2 separate regions of the Homo sapiens genome follow, and region 2 is linked to region 1. The links are chromatin contacts, found by Hi-C or POLR2A ChIA-PET in ENCODE. All regions are on one chromosome and are shown on one strand. The core of a region is the stretch at or near the end of the contact, and the rest is flanking DNA. Distances in the headings are between cores, read along the strand shown.

Region 1 (4,104 bases), core at 791-3,290:
GTAAGTTTCTTATTATAAAATCTGCTGTGGGAATTAAACAAATTAAGGTGCTAGTTGTATATACTTTCAAATCCCAAAGCAATCTGAGAGCATTCAAATATCAAATTCTGAGCTTTTTCCCAAGAAAATGTATAAGCTGTTCTATTGTTTAGGCTTAGTATATTGTGTGAATGTGTTGCTAGAGAGGTCCAGTCTGTTGCATCTGCTGTAGTTGTTGGTGACTTGCTGTCTGCTGGCTTCTTCTCTGGGCATATGTTCCCTCAGCCAGGTTTCGTCTTTGGTGTTTTGTCTTCCTTCCAGAATCTTTGCACATAACTTTAATCCATGTTATTGCAAATGTTTTCTTCCGAAAACTTAACAAGTTGGTGATTAATTTCTGTGGCAGCGGCATTTTTTTGTTAGAAATATCAAACTACAGCTTGTGTTTTGTCTTAAGAAAAGCACACCTGATCTTGATCTATGTCTGTCTGTCTGTTTCTCACAGTCACATTGACCATGTTGCCATGGATAACTAGAGAAAAATCACTGTAGTCGTAAGTCAAATGAGGCATATCCAGCCTCATTTAGTTTCACTGCCAAATCTATGCGGAGGTGAAAGGATAAATTCTTTGTCAATATCTGCAACCTTTCAGACATAGTTCCCTGCATTCTGGAAAAGCTTAACAAATCTTGATAAATGTGAAATAGTCATAGATGAGCTACTAGTTTTTTAAATGAAAGGCCCCAGTATGTTACATGAGAGGTTAGAATTTGGGTTGGGTAGTTTTTTTTTTTTGCACCTTTTTTTATTTGAGATGGAGTTTTGCTCTTGTCGCCCAGGCTGGAGTGCAATTGTGCGATCTTGGCTCATGGCAACCTCTGCCTCCTGGGTTCAAGTGATTCTCCTGCCTCAGCCTCCCAAGTAGCTAGGATTACAGGCACTCACCACCATGCTGGGCTAATTTTTTGTATTTTTAGTAGAGATGGGGTTTCACCATGTTGGTCAGGCTGGTCTTGAACCCCTGACCTCAGGTAATCCACCTGCCTCGGCCTCCCAAAGTGGTGGGATTACAGGTGTGAGCCACTGCACCTGGCCTGTTTTTTACACTTTTCTTTCTTTCTTTCTTTCTTTTTTGAGATGGAGTCTCACTCTGTCGCCCAGGCTGGAGTGCAGTGGCATGATCTTGGCTCACTGCAACCTCCGCCTCCCTGGTTTAAGCAGTTTTCTGCCTCAGCCTCCCGTTTTTACACTTTTCTATTTCATATGTGCATCTGTTCAAATATGGGCTTGGAAGGATGGATCATCTGTGCATTTGTCCTGTTTTCTTTTTCCTAGTCCCTTCTATTTTTTAACTTGAGGTATTGGGACACTTTCCATTTGGACATAAGTCTTCATTTTCTTATCTGTAGTAACCACATTTATTTTATGCCAGGTGTCCCTTGAACTTGTAGAGTTAGAGGGTTTGTTAAAACTGAAGTGTGAGGCCAGTTGATTGTGTAATGCGTGTGCATGGGGCCATGTTGACCGCCTTGCAGGCCGTGTTTGGCTGGTCCTTGCAGGTTTTATAGTTACTTTAGACTCTGCAGGGTTCCATTTGATCAATTGGTTGCATGTTCACCTGTGGATTTCTTACTTTTTAGATGGGATTTTTCCTTGGGTGGCTGCATTCTTTGAAACACCAAAGGAACACATTTCTCTGTGAGTGTTATTTCGGTATTCAGGCTGCTAGACAACAGCAAAGAGGGTCTATCAAGTGAAAATGTCCTTTTGTTCAGGAGAAAGCATGTGCAATTTGGAAGTTGTCTTTTGACCATGATCACAAAGCTTCTCCCGAAAAGATGGTATTTTGTGCAGTAGAACTTAGCCATTTCCAATACCTCAACTTACTGGAATACAACCTGGAGGCCCCAGAGCAACACTGATAATTCCACTGAGTGGATCACCAGTTCATTGTCTAAGCCTGAATGGAAGGTCACTTGGTCTGTAACCTTTTCTTTTGTCCTTAAATTCAGATAAAGTTTCACACCGCAATCTGTGGAAAAATGATCTCAACAGGACTTGTTTATCTTCTTTATCTTAACATATCAATCAAAAGGAGGGGGGTAAAAAGCCCTTGTATTTAAACATGACCTTTGGGTCAATTTAAAAAACTGGTTTTGCTTGTCCCTGTAGCTTATTTGGATTTTAATAGATTTAGCAGTATAGAAACAACTTGCTAAGTTATTTTTTTTATGAGAACTATGAAATGTGTATATGTTCGTGGATTACAGAAAACATTTGTTGAATGGCTTTTACTTTTTAGCTAAACACATTTTATTTTGGCTGCAGAACGTGACGGTCTCATAACTTATATTTTCTACACATTGAAACCTGCAACTTTTCTTTTGTCTTCTAGCCATAGGGCCCAAAGAACCTGTTGTACCAGTTTGAAACATGCTTTGAGCATGCCCAGAGAGACTGTTCATTAAGATTTATTTAGACATCAGGGCAGTGATTCACAGTTTGCAAAACTCAAACCCAGCCAATTTCTTTCTTTCTGCAGGTGTGTCTGACTTGCTGCTCCAGGGATGTCATAGTTAAAGTTGACCAGATCTGTCACAAAAATAGCATCAAGTTCTTTACAGGAGATGTTTTTGGCTACCATGGATACACATTTGCCAATCTAGGAGAGCATGAGTTTGTAGAGTAAGTGTTGGGAGAGGAGGGGAGAACATAACATTTTCTCCTTTTTATACTTTTTTTTTTTAAATTATGTATTTATTTATGTGTAGAGACAGGATCTATGCTATGTTGTTCAAGCTGGTCTTGAACTCCTGGGCTCAAGTGATCCTCCCACCTTGGCCTCCCAAAGTGCTGGGATTATAGGCATGATCCACTGCGCCTGGTCTGCTGACATGTTTTCAAGTTGAGAGATAGTAAAATGATTACAAAATAGTTGGGCGATTCTGGAGGCATATTCAACCAAAGTCTACCTTGGAAAAGGTGTCCAATATCCAGAGAGACTCCTCTGGTAGAACAAACAGACCTCATCCTCTCATTTTGAACACTGAGGCTGCAGAACTTGGTAATTCTTACATGACAGGACTTGCCGTGTTTTGACTTTGTAGTCTCTAGGTGAAAGATGGCAGATGATACATTATTGTAAAACTATATGAGTTAGGTATTTTGGCTGCAGTTTCTGACCACCCCCTCCAAAACCCTCCAACTTGCTAATTGAGAGGGAAAGACAGGCTCTGTGAGATAGGAGCTTCCTACCAAGAGACTGAGAACTCTTCTCTTGTTCAGCCTCTCAGGCAAGTCACTGAAATTTCTCTGGTCTCCAAGTTTCTTGCCTGTAAAATCAAGATGGGGGAAGGACAGTCATGTTCCAGACATCTCCTAACTCTAGTGTTTTATGGCTTTAGGATAATCTAGTTCTTTGGGCATATTATTATTATTATTATTTTATTTTTTGAGACGGAGTTTTGCTGTTGTTGCCCAGGCTGGAGTGCAATGGCACCATCTCAGTTCAGAACAATCTCTGCCTCCTGGGTTCAAGCCATTCTCCTGCCTCAGCCTCCGGAGTAGCTGAGATTACAGGCATGCGTCACCATGCCTGGCTAATTTTGTATTTTTAGTAGAGACAGGGTTTTTCCATGTTGGTCAGGCTGGTCTTGAACTCCGGACCTCAGGTGATCCACCCACCTCGGCCTCCCAAAGTGCTGGGATTACACAGGCGTGAGCCACCGCACCCGGCTATTATTATTATTTTTGAGACGGAGTTTTGCTTTTGTCACCCAGGCTGGAGTGCCATGGCACGATCTTGGCTCACTGCAACCTCCACCTCCTGGATTCAAGTGGTTCTCCTGCTTCAGCTTCCTGAGTAGCTGGGACTGCAGGCACCCGCCACCATGCCCGGCAAATTTTTGTATTTTTAGCAGAGACGGGGTTTCACTATGTTGGCTATGCTGGTCTTGAACTCCTGACCTCAGGTGGTCCACCCACCTCAGCTTCACAAAGTACTAGGATTACAGCCACCATGCCTGGCTTCTTTGGGTATATTATAAAGAAGTTATAGTAGTGGGAAGCAATCCAGATTATTTTAACATAAGCTGCCCACAGCAGAGGGGCAGAATTAAGTTTGG
Region 2 (4,050 bases), core at 1,291-3,790, 120 kb after region 1:
GCACAGGACTTTTTTTTTTTGAGACGGATTCTCGCTCTGTCACCCATTCTGGAGTGCAGTGGCACCATCTCGGCTCACTGCAGCCTTTGCCTCCTGGGCTCAAGCAATTCTGCCTCAGCCTCCCGAGTAGCTGGGATTACAGGCAAGTGCCACCACACCTGGCTAATTTTTTCGTATTTTGTAGAGACGGGGTTTCACCATGTTGGCCAGGCTAGTCTTGAACTCCTGACCTCAAGTGATCCACCTGCCTCGGCCTCCCAAAATGCTGGGATTATAGGTGTGAGCCACTGTGCTTGCCCAGGATTTTAATTATTAAGGATTTATGGTATGTTTTGTTTCCTGCCAAGGTAAATCTCCCCTCATTGTTAATGACACCAGCATTTATGAGGCACCTACCACATGGCAGGTGCTGTGTGAGGGGTGGGGACCTGGCCTAGAAGAGGAGGCAGGGGCAGTGTCCTTGCACTTGGTGGTCCACCCCTAAATTGTCCGTCTGTTGGTTCTTCTGTCAGTACCACGTGGCTCTAGTTGTTACAGCTTTGTGGTATGTTTGAGGGTTTTCTTGTTACTAACAGTATTGTTTACTGGGCACTTACTATGTGCCAGGTACTGTTTTAGGTGCTGAGGATAAGAGGTTTTTTTTTTTTTTTGAGATGGAGTCTTGCTCCATCGCCCAGGCTGGAGTGCAGTGGCGTGATCTTGGCTCACTGCAAGCTCCGACTCCCGGGTTCACACCATTCTCCTGCCTCAGCCTCCCCAGTAGCTGGGACTAAGGTGCCCACCACCATGCCCAGCTAATTTTTTGTACTTTTAGTAGAGATGGGGTTTCACCATGTTAGCCAGGATGGTCTCTATCTCCTGACCTCGTGATCTGCCCGCCTCAGCCTCCCAAAGTGCTGAGATTACAGGCGTGAGCCACCGCTCCTGGCTTTTTTTTTTTTTTTTTTTTTTTTTTTTTGAGACAGAGTCTTGCCCTGTTGCCTAGGCTGGAGTGCAGTGGCGCGATCTCGGCTCACTGCAAGCTCTGCCTCCTGGGTTCATGCCAGTCTCCTGCCTCAGCCTCCCGAAAAGCTGGGACTACAGGCACCCGCTACCACGCCCAGCTAATTTTTTGTATTTTTAGTAGAGACAGGGTTTCACCATATTAGCCAGGATGGTCTCCATCTCCTGACCTCATGATCCGCCTACCTTGGCCTCCCAAAGTGCTGGGATTACAGGCGTGAGCCACCGCGCCCGGCGGGAGAAGAGTTTGGAGGCAGAGCCCCTGCCTTGATGAGGTTTCTTCTGGTGGGAGCTGAGTAAATGAAAATATAGTGAGATGTGAGGTCCTACCAAGTGTTGTGGAGAAAAATCCAGCAGCTGAGGGGACAGAGGGATGCTACTTAGGAGATCTGAGAGGGCCTCTGTGAGGAGGTGCCACCTGAGCCTAGTTGATTGTGATCTCTGCCTTGTCATCGCTTCCCTGTGTGATCCTGAGCAAGTGGATGTGCCTCGGGGCTTAGGGGCGGGGTAGGGTGCGGGACATCACCCTGACTCCCTGTGGGCTGGGGGGCAGGGCCGCCGAGCTGGCCTGGGCAGTGCTGGAGACATGACGTTGTCCATGACGGGCCGGGAGCGGTCGGAGTACCTGCGCTGGAAGCAGGAGAGGGAGAAGATCGACCAGGAGCGGCTGCAGAGGCACCGCAAGCCCACTGGCCAGTGGAGGCGCGAGTGGGATGCCGAGAAGACCGATGGGATGTGAGTCTCCTCCCCGCTCCTCTCCCCATGTGGCACGTTGACCTTGGCCCTGACTTCTAAGTCCTATGCCTCTCTCTGGTTTTTCCTGCTGTGTATGAGTGAGTGACTGCCAAGTATCCTGAGATGCCATGGACCAGCTGCTGGAGCTCAGCGGCACGTGAGAGCATTTCTGGTTTTCTTTTTTTTTTTTGAGACGGAGTCTCGCTCTGTCGCCCAGGCTGGAGTGCAGTGGCGTGATCTCGGCTCACCGCAAGCTCCGCCTCCCAGGTTCACACCACTCTCCTGCCTCAGCCTCCCGAATAGCTGGGACTACAGGCGTCCGCCACCACGTCCAACTAATTTTTTGTATTTTTAGTAGAGACAGGGTTTCACCGTGTTAGCCAGGATGGTCTCAATCTCCTGTCCTTGTGATCTGCCTGCCTTGGCCTCCCAAAGTGCTGAGATTACAGGCGTGAGCCACCGCGCGCGGCCGAGCATTTCTGGTTTTCTTTTTGTTTTTGGAGACAGAGTCTAGCTCTGTCGCCCAGGCTGGATGGAGTGCAGTGGGAGGATCTCAGCTCACTGCAACCTCCGCCTCCCGTGTTCAAGCAATTCTCCTGCCTCCGCCTCCTGAGCAGCTGGGGTGAGAGGATTTCTTCTGTGTTCATGGGTATGCTGGGCTGAGCTGATCCAGGCTGGACGCTAAGCTGTGGGTCCCGCTGGGCTTGGCTTCTTGCAGCAGGGTGAATTCACTCTGCGCCAGGGTGTTCATTCTGCTGTCCAGGCTGAGGGCAGCAGCTGCCTGGGGAGCGCTTGCCCTGACATGGGCAGATGCACAAGCAGGCACACTTCCCAGTTGTGTTCGCCAGCACACCCCGCCTCACTGGGGCGGGGAAATAAGCTCTGCCCCCTCCAGTGGATAGGAACACCGGTGGCGGCAGGGACATCAGTTCCAACGCAGGGAGGGCATGAAGGCTGTTTAACAGCGATTAGACCTTTGCATCCTCCTGCCAGCCTCTGACCTGTCCCCAGCAACTCAGATCCCTGAATGTCTCCATGCCTCACCGTCACCTTTTTTTTTTTACTTTTTTTTTGAGACGGAGTCTCGCACTGTTGCCGGGGCTGGAGTGCAGTGATGTGATCTCGGCTCACTGCAACCTCCGCCTCCTGGGTTCAAGCGATTTTCCTGCCTCAGCCTCCTGAGTAGCTGGGATTACAGGCACGTGCCACCACATCCAGCTAATTTTTTGTAATTTTAGTAGAGGTGGGGTTTCACCATGTTGGCCTGGCTGGTCTTGAACTCCTGACCTCATGATTCACCCACCTCAGCCTCCCAAAGTGCTGAGATTACAGGTGTGAGCCACCGCGCCCGGCACCACCACCTTCTTAACCCAGTGGCATTGTTAACCTCAAGTTTGACTTTGTCCCCCGATTCAGTCAGACTTAAAGCAAAGCCCTCATTGCATCATCGTCATGGGGACCAACTTCCATAACCAAGAAGGAGAAGGTTCTGGAAGAGCCGATAAATAGCAGTATTTAAAGATCAGCAACTTTAGGTTTTACCTCATCCCCCATTCTTTCCTGTGTTGAAAGTTTTCATTCACCTATAACTTGTTTTTTGGCTTTGGCTAAGGAGGATTTTGTCTGTTTGCCCAGTGGTCGGGAAGCATTTTGTTGTGGATTGTGAACCAAGCCTGTGCGAGTGTGAGAAATAATTTGCACAGATACTATAGCTGATCTTCCTAAGGAGGAGGCAGCTGGGCTTTTGGGGAGATGTTCTCAGCATTCACAATGAGAAAGTATTTGTTTTTCTTATGTGTCCTAAAAGCAGTTTGCAACAAGTCTGATGAATAATGTTTGTGTGGGCCGGGTGCAGTGGCTCACGTCTGTAATCCCAGCACTTTGGGAGGCTGAGGCAGGTGGATCACGAGGTCAGGAGATCAAAACCATCCTGGCTAACACGGTGAAACCCCGTCTCTACTAAAAATACAAAAAATTAGCCGGGTGTGGTGGTGGGCGCCCTGTAGTCCCAGCTACTCGGGAGGCTGAGGCAGGAGAATGGTGTGAACCTGGGAGGTGGAGCTTGCAGTGAGCCGAGATCTCACCACTGCATTCCAGCCTGGGCGACAGAGAGAGACTCCGTTTCAAAAAATAATAATAATAATAATAATAATGTGTGTCTGGGCCAGGCGTGGTGGCTCATGCTTGTAATCCCCACAATCCCAGCACTTTAGGAGGCCAAGGCTGGAGGACTGCTTGAACCCAGGAGGTTTGCAGTGAGCTGTTATGATGCCACTGCACTCCAGCCTGGACCACAGAGCAAGACCCTATCTC

Evidence for each region. A loop is a pair of places that touch in the nucleus more often than their neighbours do. ChIA-PET counts read pairs that join two places held with the same protein, here RNA polymerase II (POLR2A). Pooled maps may share reads with other maps.
Region 2: POLR2A ChIA-PET joins it to region 1 with 20 read pairs in activated T-cell. The contact joins two enhancer-like sites. A Hi-C loop is called at or near these places in 3 of 168 maps with a recorded cell type or tissue (GM18951, PC-9 and psoas muscle), 1 of 37 single-sample maps with no recorded cell type and 7 of 50 pooled maps. POLR2A ChIA-PET finds 5 or more read pairs at or near these places in 29 of 52 experiments (A549, B cell, BJ and 22 more).

Annotation. Positions count from the first base shown.
Region 1 is chr19:47,150,376-47,154,479 of GRCh38, forward strand. SAE1 (SUMO1 activating enzyme subunit 1) reads left to right here. Exons shown (of 9, transcript NM_005500.3): 4 at 2,523-2,665. Among named protein-coding and RNA genes, the nearest start is that of SAE1, 22 kb to the left of the region's middle. Within about 2 kb of position 2,041, at least 5 of the 41 ENCODE cell types and tissues checked have a DNase peak (open chromatin) inside an H3K27ac peak, as active enhancers do.
Region 2 is chr19:47,265,056-47,269,105 of GRCh38, forward strand. CCDC9 (coiled-coil domain containing 9) reads left to right here. Exons shown (of 12, transcript NM_015603.3): 8 at 1,556-1,737. Among named protein-coding and RNA genes, the nearest start is that of INAFM1, 7.8 kb to the right of the region's middle. RefSeq lists an enhancer at 1,611-2,110. Within about 2 kb of position 2,541, at least 4 of the 41 ENCODE cell types and tissues checked have a DNase peak (open chromatin) inside an H3K27ac peak, as active enhancers do.